Linked DNA regions of Homo sapiens: region 1 is linked to region 2. Evidence: read pairs that join two places in POLR2A ChIA-PET (ENCODE). Cell type or tissue: OCI-LY7. All regions are shown on one strand.

Region 1 (5,000 bases), 96 kb after region 2:
GAGCCGAGACCACGCCACTGCACTCCAGCCTGGGCGACAGAGTGAGACTCTGTCTCAAAAAAAAAAAAAAAAAAAAAAATCATGCTGCATGCTGCAGGCACAGATAAGGGAACTCATACAGAGGGGCTTCCCTAAGACATGCCCACTGCCGCATAGATAAGAAAGGCTACACAGGTGACTTGCCCTTGCAGACATGCCTGCAATGCAAAATTCCGTCCCCTGACACATGCGCAGTAAGGGGAATAAAGCAATCTGGAGTAACTCAAGCTAAGGGCCCAGGTGCACATTAGGATGATGGAGTGGAGCTACCAAAAATTCACATCTTATGCAAATGAGATGCCTAGCCCTCATAGGTTTCTTATAAAACCCTTTGCATTCAAGTGTGAAAAGGGCAACCCTCTTCTGGGCCCCCTCTCTCCTTGGCTTTTGAGGGTACCAGGGAGTAAGCTGTAGTGTGAGAAAGAACTTGACCTTTGTGTGTGTGATGGCTGGCTAGTTGCTGATGAAAGCTGCAGTTTTAGAGGTGGCCGATAACAGTTTCAATGAATGGTTATTACTGCAGGGGGCTACTTTCTTCTTTGCACGTTTACTTAAGAAAGGCATGGTTTGAACACTTAGAGGCTGTAAGAGCACTCACCACCAACGGACAAGATTCCCATGGGAGGTGGGCTGGTCACAAAGTGGGCTGATTGGCAGTGGGTCACCCACCAGCTTCGGGGGAATATCTTTGTAGTGAGGTGCACTGTGGAAGTGTTGTGCAGCCTCCTGTGGTATTTTCCTCTTTTTAGGGTCTTGGGTTTCAGTGTAAAAGTGGAATCTTTGATTTTTTTTTTCTTTTCTTTTTTTTTTTTTTTGAGACAGAGTATCACTCTGTTGCCCAGGCTGGAGTGCAGTGGGGAGATGTCAGCTCACTGCAACCTCCGCCCCCTGGGTTTAAGCGATTCTCCTGCCTCAGCCTCCCGAGTAGCTAGGATTACAGGCTCCTGCCACTGCGCCCGACTAATTGTTGTATTGTTAGTAGAGACAGGGTTTCACCATCTTGGCCAGGCTGGTCTTGAACTCCTGACCTCGTGATCCACCCACCTCGGCCTCCCAAAGTGTGGGATTACAGGCGTGAGCCACCGCGCCCGTCCGGAATTGATTTTTAAAGATCTAGATGTTCTGTTTTCCCGCTGTGCCTGCCTTTCATATATTATTACTGGGCCCTAAAAACTGCAAATGCTCTGTTGGCCCTCTTCCCTCTTTTTTTTTTTGACATGGAGTCTCGCTCTGTTGCCCAGGCTTGGACTCCTGGGCTCAAGCGATCCACCCATCTTGGCCTCCCAAAGTTCTGGAATTACAGGTGTGAGCCACCACTCCTGGTCGATCTGTCTTGTGGTTGCCCAACACCACACTTCTGTCTGTAAGTTCCCCAATAAAATCACCTCTATGATGACAAGCTGGACTTGTCTCCCTTCTTCTTCAGTTTCCTGGCTCCTTCTGCTTATCAGGGTCACTTTGTATATATGACCCTTTCACAAGACACCAGTTAATGTGACTTTAGCAGTCTTTTGGTTTATATTTAATTTTTTTTTTAGACCAAGTCTTGCTCTGTCACCCAGACTGGAGTGCAGTGCTCACTGCAACCTTCACCTTCTGGGTTCAAGGAATTCTCCTGCCTCAGCCTCCAGAGTAGCTGGGATTACAGGGGTGCACCGCCACGCCCAGCTAATTTTTTGTATTTTTAGTAGACACAGGGTTTCACCATGTTGGCCAGGCTGGTCTCAAATTCCTAACCTCAGGTGATCCATCCGCCTCAGCCTTCCAAAGTGTTGGGATTACAGGCGTGAGCCACTGCGCCTGGCCAAGGACTAGTTTAATATTGTTGGTTTAATAAAAAAAAGAACTATGTCTTTTGACTTATCAGCAAACTATACATGTATTTAACTTCAAAGTTCTTGCTTTTTTGATACTTGCCTAACATATAAAAATAGTTAATAAAAAATTTAACTTGAGATAATGACTAGATTTGTTTCATGTCTCATACAATTTTTCAAACACAATTGTTAAGAATAAATAAATGTCAATGAGATAAAAGTTTACAAATGGACTTTCTTTTTTTGAGACAAGGTCTTGCTTTGTTGCCCAGGCTGGAGTGCAGTGGTATGAACATACCTTACTGCAGCCTCAACCTCCGGGGCTCAAGCAATCCTCCTGCCTTAGCTTCCCAATGTGTTGGGATTATAGGCATGAACCACCTTGCCTGGCCTACAATGAACTTTTAATAATAGTTATGTTTTATAATGTGTTTTCTTAAAAAGGTTTCTCAGAGGCAAGCGTGGTGGCATACGCCTGTAGTTTCAGCTACTCAAGAGGCTGAGGTGGGAGGATCATTTGATTCCAGGAGTTTTAGTCCAGCTTAGACAGCAAAGTGAGACCCCTGTCTCCTATACAGAGAGAGAAAGAAAGAGTTAAAAAAAAGTTTCTAAAATCTTTTTGGTAACTCTATACCCTTAGAGTTTTGCTGAGACAAATTAAATAATACATATTTTTAGCTGGGCTTGGTGGTGCATGCCTGTAGTCCCAGCTACTTGGAAGGCTGAGGTGGGAGGATCAATTGAACCTGGGAGGTCAAGGCTGCAGTGAACTGTGATGACATCACTGCACTCAGCCTGGGCAACAGAGTGAGACCCTGTCTCAAAAAGATAAAAAAATTAGGGTCAGGTGTGGTGGCTCACGCCTGTAATCCCAGCACTTTGGGAGGCTGAGGTTGGTGGATTAACTGAGATAAAGATTTCGAGACCAGCCCAGCCAATATGGCAAAACCCCATCTCTACTAAAAATACACAAATTAGCTGGGCTTGGTGTTGGGCACCTGTAATCCCAGCTGCTAGGGAGGCTGAGGCAGGAGAATCAATTGAACCCGGGAGGCAGAGGTTGCAGCGAGCTGAGATCACACCACTGTACTCCAGCCTGGGCGACAGAGCAAGACTCCATCTCAAAAAAAAAAAAAAAACCAAGGAAAAAAAAACAACAGATATCCAGCCATGGGCAACATGACAAAACCCCCTCTCTACAGAAAATGAGCCAGGCATGGTGCCACATGCCTATAGTCCCAGCTACTCAGGAGGCTGAGATGGGAGGATCACCTGAGCCCAGAAGGCTGAGGCAGCAGTGAGCTGAGATTGCACCACTGCACTCTAGTCTGAGTGACAGAGAGAGAGAGACTCAGTCTCAATACATAAATAAATACATAAATAAAAAGAAATTTAAGAAATAAAAGGAATGATAGATAAAATGGAATGCATATAAAAAGCTAAAAGAAAGAGAATGAAAAAAATTATAAGAGGTTCTAAAAGGTTTATGGAACTCTTATTGTGTATGGTCAAACTGATTGAATTTGGGTGAATTTGTTATAAGGTTTTGTTAAAATTAGCTTTGCCATTAATAATACACTGATGCAAAGGTAGAATTTTGAAAAAGATTTTCATCTAGTATTAATAAGGGGTAATAATAGATTTTTGTTTACTTTTAAGTATACTGAAAAAAATGAGGGGAGAGGGAGAGACAGACTTTGTTTGCCTCATGCTGTCTTTATTAGGTCTTTTGATTGTTGGGAAAATGAGACTCTTCTCTATCAAAGAGTAAAGTTTTTGCTTTTTGAAATCTTTGAATTATCACTTTGGCTCAATGAATGATTATTATTTTACAGTGACCTGTGATCCTATTTTGATAAAATGTTTTAAACCTTTCATATTTAACAAACTTCCTAAAATTAAATTTCAAGTTCCAAAAAGAGCCGCTGGAAGTTCAAGAGAGACACACTAAGTTTATTTTGTATGTAAATGTCACACAGGAAGCATTGTCAAGTAAGAAATGGCGTTTAACTTTCTCTGAGTTCTATTTGTATAAATGTGTTGTTAATATGTGTTCCAAAATTGTGTGAGATTCCTAAAATTCTGATATGTCTTAGTAAATGTTATCAATTATAATGATTATTATGTTAAATTTTTGTACGTCACAGAAATAACCAAATTTTTTTTTTTTTTTTGTCAATCACATCTTTTCTTTCTTTCTTTCTTTTTTTTTTTTTTTTTTGAGACAGTTTCACTTTTGTTGCCCAGGCTGGAGTGCAGTGGTGCGATCTCAGCTCACCGCAACCTCCGTCTCCCAGGTTCAAGCAATTCTCCTGCCTCAGTCTCCTGAGTAGCTGGGATTACAGGCACAAGCCACCACGCCTGTCTAATTTTATATTTTTAGCAGAGACGGGGTTTTATCATGTTGGCCAGGCTGGTCTCAAACTCTTGACCTCAGGTGATACACCCGCCTCAGCCTCCTGAAGTGCTGGGATTATAAGCGTGAGCCACCGCGCCCAGCCGTTCCTGTTGTTTTTATGTTACAAAATTTATCAGCAAGTCTCCTTTTGCGGGTGGCGGCGAACGCGGAGAGCACGCCATGAAGGCCTCGGGCACACTACGAGAGTACAAAGTAGTGGGTCGCTGCCTGCCCACCCCCAAATGCCACACACCACCCCTCTACCGCATGCGAATCTTTGCGCCTAATCATGTCGTCGCCAAGTCCCGCTTCTGGTACTTCGTATCTCAGTTAAAGAAGATGAAGAAGTCTTCAGGGGAGATTGTCTACTGTGGGCAGGTGTTTGAGAAGTTCCCCTTGCGGGTGAAGAACTTCGGGATCTGGCTGCGCTATGACTCCCGGAGCGGCACCCACAACATGTACCGGGAATACCGGGACCTGACCACCGCAGGCGCTGTCACCCGGTGCTACCGAGACATGAGCGCCCGGCACGGCGGCCGGGCCCACTCCATTCAGATCATGAAGGTGGAGGAGATCGCGGCCAGCAAGTGCCGCCGGCCGGCTGTCAAGCAGTTCCACGACTCCAAGATCAAGTTCCCGCTGCCCCACCGGGTCCTGCGCCGTCAGCACAAGCCACGCTTCACCACCAAGAGGCCCAACACCTTCTTCTAGGTGCAGGGCCCTCGCCCGGGTGTGCCCCAAATAAA
Region 2 (5,000 bases):
TTCACAACTGCCACCCCTTGCAATTTACTGGGGTAAAATACACTTAATTTCATCATATAGAAAAAAGTCTGCCTGTCTGTCTGTTTCTCTCACACACACACACACACACACAAACACACACACATGGCAGTAGTGACTCTTACCTGTATATGGCTTTAAAAGCCTTTTGCTAACCCAGCCCCTTGTTGGGCTGTCATCAAAAAACTGTACATGAACACGGACTGATTTCCCTTTCTCGCGGATGAATGTTCCATCAAAGGGGTGGTTGTAAACCAGACAAGGCCACCAGGGGTAACCCTCCATCTTGGCCCAAACCAAATCTCCTGGTGAGAAGTCACAACTGTTGCCAAAAGGAAATACATAACTTAGTTAATATTTGGTCAAGTTTCCTTAAAGGCAGTTACCTACAAATAAACAATTCCAAGTCTTCTGGCATTAATATTGAAGCACAGAAATTCTAGAATAATTTTTAAAGTCAGATATTCAAGTCATTTAAAAAATGTATGCAAGCTGATATCATAATGCATATTTAACTATGAAGACAAACACAAATATAGTTATGTTATTAGGGTGAGAAACTTTCTCAGAATCAAAGTTTAAAAACCATGGCAGAATTTTGGTATAATGCTGATGGCAGGAAAAAGGCATGGACTCACTGTATATGCTCTCCAAATTAGTAGCACCTATACAATATGGTATGTACATATCAGAAACAGGATCTAACTCACAATATTATTATAAAGCATACTGATTACATAATTTACTAATTAGGTAAATTATCTAATTCATTAGACTTGCTTGGAATCTTTTTCCAGTTACACTCCTATGTATTCCAAAAGCTACCTAATACTCTATTACCCTCCCCCTACAAACTACGGAAAAACTCAAGTCAACAACTGAGGGCGTAACGTGCCTCCCCGGTTCAAGCGATTCTTGTGTCTCAGCCTCCTGAATAGCCAAGACTACAGGCACACGCCATCACACCTGGCTTATTTTTACCTTTTTTTTGTAGAGTCAGGGTTTTGCCATGTTGGCCAGGCTCGTCTTAAACTCCTGACCTCAAATGATTCACCCGCCTTGGCCTCTCAAAGTGCTGGGATTACAGGCGTGAGCCACCGCGCCTGGCCAAATAAAGTATTTTTAACATACAAGTTAAGCATTCTAGTTGTATTCCAAAGTAAATACAGTATGCTCAACAAACATATCCTTGGGTTCCAGTCCAGATTCAACCAACCTAGATTAAAAATTTTAAATCAAAAATTTAAAACCAATAAAAAACAGTGACCAGGTATGATGGCTCACACCTGTAATCCCAACACTTGGGGAGGCCGAGGCAGGACAGCTTGAGCCTGGGAGGTTAAAGGTGCAGTGAGCTGTGATCACTGTACTGTACTCCAGCCTGGGCAACAGAGCAAGACTCTGTCTCAAAAAAAAAGGAAAAAAAATACAAAATTTAAAATACAGCTGAACAACTAATTTCAAAGCATTTACATTCTATTAGGTATTGTACGTAATCTAGAGATAAAGTACAGGGGAAGATGTGTATAGGTTATATGCAAATACTACATCTCATAAGGGACTTGGACATCCAAGGATTTGGGTATTCACAGGGGGGTCCTGCAACCAATCCCCCTCAGATACAAAGGGAGGACTGTAACTTTAGTCTTAGAAAAGGGCTGTTACCTTAGAACTTTGTCATGTGTAAAATACAGTATAAATTGTTTTAAATGATGTATGAGGTCTCATGCTTTAAAAGATCATTAGAAAAGAATTATTTCATTTCTAAGCAAGCAATTAAAAAAATAATGTCTTCCATTTGTTTACAGGATAAATGTGCATCCTCACTAGGAAAAAAAAGTTTGTGTGAAAAGCTGGATCCAACCATTATCAGTTTTGAAATAAATTCCTTTCTGAAATAAAATATTAGAAACATAAGCATTTAAACAAAAAATTTTGTTTTTCAACATCATTTTATCCTTTATATACCATTACACTTACAGAATCTGACACATAATTTCTCTGCTGTTAAGAAATAGCAGTATGGGCCGGGTGCGGTGGCTCAGGTCTGTAATCCCAGCACTTTGGGAGGCCAAGGCAGGTGGATCACGAGGTCAGGAGTTCAAGACCAGCCTGGCCAAGATGGTGAAACCCCGTCTCTACCAAAAATACAAAAATTAGCCAAGTGCAGTGGCAGAGGCCTATAATCCCAGCTACTTGGGAGCCTGAAGCAGGAGAATCACTTGAACCCGGGCAGCAGAGGTTGCAGTGAGCCAAGAAAACGCCACTGCATTCCAGCCTGGACGACAGACTCCGTCTCACAAAAAAAAAAAAAAAAAAAAAAAAACAAAAAAAAAAAAAAGGAAGAAGAAAGAAAGAAAGAAATAGCAGTATGCTGGGCCGGGCGCAGTGGCTCACTCCTATAATCCCAGCATTTTGGGAGGACGAGGCAGGCAGATCACCTGAGGTCAGGAGTTCAAGACCAGCCTGGCCAACATGGCGAAACCCCATCTCTACTAAAAAAATACAAAAATTAGCTGGGCATGGTGGCAGGCGCCTGTAATCCCAGCTACTCGGGAGGCTGAAGCAGGAGACTCCCTTGAACCCGGGAGGTGGAGGTTGCAGTGAGCCCAGATCATGCCACTACACTCCAGCCTGGGTAACAGAGCAAGACTCCGTCTCAAAAAAAAAAAAAAAAAGAAAAAGAAAAAGAAAAAGGCTGGGCACGGTGGCTCACGCCTGTAATCCCAGCACTTTGAAAGGCCAAGGCGGGTTGATCACGAGGTCAGGAGTTCGAGACTGGCCTGGCCAACATGGTGAAACCCCATCTCTACTAAAAAAATAAAAATTAGCTGGGCATGGTGGCGGGCATCTGTAATCCCAGCTACTCGGGAGGCTGAAGCAGGAGAATCATTTGAACCTGGAAGGCAGAGGTTGCAGTAAGCCGAGATCGTGCCACTGCACTCCAGCCTGGGTGACAGGGCGAGACTCCATCTCAAAAAAAAAAAAAAAAAAAAAAAAAAGAAAGAAAGAATGAAAGAAAAGAAATAGCAGTAAGCTATAAAATGCTAAGACTAAAAATTTTACTAATATGCAGTTCCTCCAATGCTAAAAAGCTTGAAGAAAAAGAGTACCACTAAACATCCTGGACCCAGGAAACTGGTTTCTGAGTCAAAAAAGATAATTAAACAGGTAGTAAAATGTATTGTGTAACAAAACTAAAAATTTTAAACATTTCTCAAAATTTTTCTTCACTCACTGCTAACAAACCAAATTTTTTTTGTGTGTAAACCTGAATTCTTTAAAGGTAATTTTAAAATTTTATCCGTGGTAATCCTGCGGTTTTCAAGAATGCCAAAATAGGCCAGGTGTGGTGGCTCACACCTATGATCCCAGCACTTTGGGAGGATCTCTTAAGAGCCCAGGAATTCGAGACCATCTGGGCTACACAGTGAGACCTTGTTTCTACAAAAAAATTTAAAAATTAGCCAGGCATGGGGTGGTGTGCACTTGGGGTCCCAGCTACTCAGAAAGCTGAGGTGGGAGGATCACTTGAGCCGAATAGGTCGAGGGTGCAGTGAACCGAGATCTGCCACTGTACTTCAGCCTGGGCAACAAAGCAAAACACTGCCTGCCACCATTGCTCCTGCCCTCCAAAAACACCTTAAATTATGATTTTAGGATTTTGCAAGTGCTTTTAAAGCTTTAAGTGAGTCTTAAATGTCCGGTATTCTTGGGGTTTTTTAAGACGGTGGGGAAAAATGTTAAGAGGAAAAGCTGACAGCTCACAAAATAAATGTTAAAACTTTGATATAATAAGTAATGGCTTTGTCTAAACATACGCTAAACAGATCTTTTGAATTCTGGTTTAAAATCACATTATTTTTGCTTTCTCTTTAGCCCATAATTTTGATGTCAATTACTAGTTGTTCCTAAAATATATAATCAACATTTTCACCAACTTTTATTTTATTTTTTGGCAGACAGGGTCTGACTCTGCCACCCAGGCTGGAGTGCATGGCATGATCTCTTGGCTTACTGCAGCCTCAACCTCCTGGACTCAAGCGATCCTCCCATCTCAGTCTCCCAAGAAGCTGGGACTACAGGCACACGCCACCATGCCTGGCTAATTTTCTTATTTTTTGGAGAGACAGGGTCTAGCCATGTTGGCCTGCCTTGGCCTCCCAAAGTGTTGGGTTTACAGGCATGAGCCACTGCACCCAGCCTCCCTGTGGATTTCTTAAATAAAACCTATAGAAACACTAACCACAGAGAAAATAAAAGGACAAATTCCACATTATAATCAATAATTTGTTCATCGAAAGATGCCATAAGGCTGGGTGTGGTGGCTCACACTTGTAATCCCAACAGGTTGGGAGGCTGAAGTGGGAGGATCGCTTGAGAGCAAGAGTTCAACACCAGCCTGGGCAACAAAGTGAGACCTCTATTATTCAACAACAACAACAAAGCCATAAACTAAATGAAAGAACTCATTGTGAAAGAAGACATTTATATCACACACAAATGACAAAGAACTAGGAAAAAAAAAAGAAACAGCAAAAGACAAACACTTCAGCACAAGAAGAAATCTAAATGACAAACATTAAAAGATGCTCGGACAGACACGGTGGCTCACGGCCAGGTGCGGTGGTTCACGCCTGTAATCCCAACACTTTGGGAGGCTGAGGTGGGTGGATCACCTGAGGTCAGGAGTTCACGACTGGCCTGACCAACATGGTGAAACCCGTCTCTACTATAAACACAAAAATTAGCTGGGCGTGGTGGCAGGCACCTGTAATACCAGGTACTTGAGAGGATGAGGCAGGAGAATCGCTGGAACCCAGGAGGCGGAGGTTGCAGTGAGCTGAGACCACACCACTGCACTCCAGCTTGGGCAACAAGAGTGAAATTCCGTCTCAAAAAAAAAAAAAATACGCTCAACATGTTTTAAGGCTTAAATGATTCATGGAGTAAGTCCGAATGTCTCTGTAGCTCATCAGACT

What was found. ChIA-PET counts read pairs that join two places held together with the same protein. Peaks named below come from ENCODE experiments on the same cell type or tissue, not always from the same donor. Only the 100,000 strongest peaks of a DNase experiment are listed, where the experiment ranks them.
Region 1: POLR2A ChIA-PET joins it to region 2 with 11 read pairs; 5 of 35 experiments call an interaction of 5 or more read pairs at or near these places.

What each region holds. Positions count from the first base shown.
Region 1 is chr2:47,690,681-47,695,680 of GRCh38, reverse strand. It overlaps a transcript of MSH2 not described here and the pseudogene RPL18AP6. Among named protein-coding and RNA genes, the nearest start is that of MSH6, 90 kb to the left of the region's middle. RefSeq lists a silencer at 135-184 and enhancers at 606-1,149, 4,053-4,719. In OCI-LY7, a CTCF peak has its summit at 794; DNase peaks (open chromatin) are centred at 260 and 3,116; H3K4me3 peaks cover 2,403 bases; H3K27ac peaks cover 5,000 bases.
Region 2 is chr2:47,786,267-47,791,266 of GRCh38, reverse strand. It overlaps MSH6 (mutS homolog 6), which reads right to left. Exons shown (of 10, transcript NM_000179.3): 2 at 144-340. Among named protein-coding and RNA genes, the nearest start is that of MSH6, 5.6 kb to the right of the region's middle. In OCI-LY7, no CTCF peak of the experiment used is centred here; no DNase peak of the experiment used is centred here; H3K4me3 peaks cover 1,776 bases; H3K27ac peaks cover 487 bases.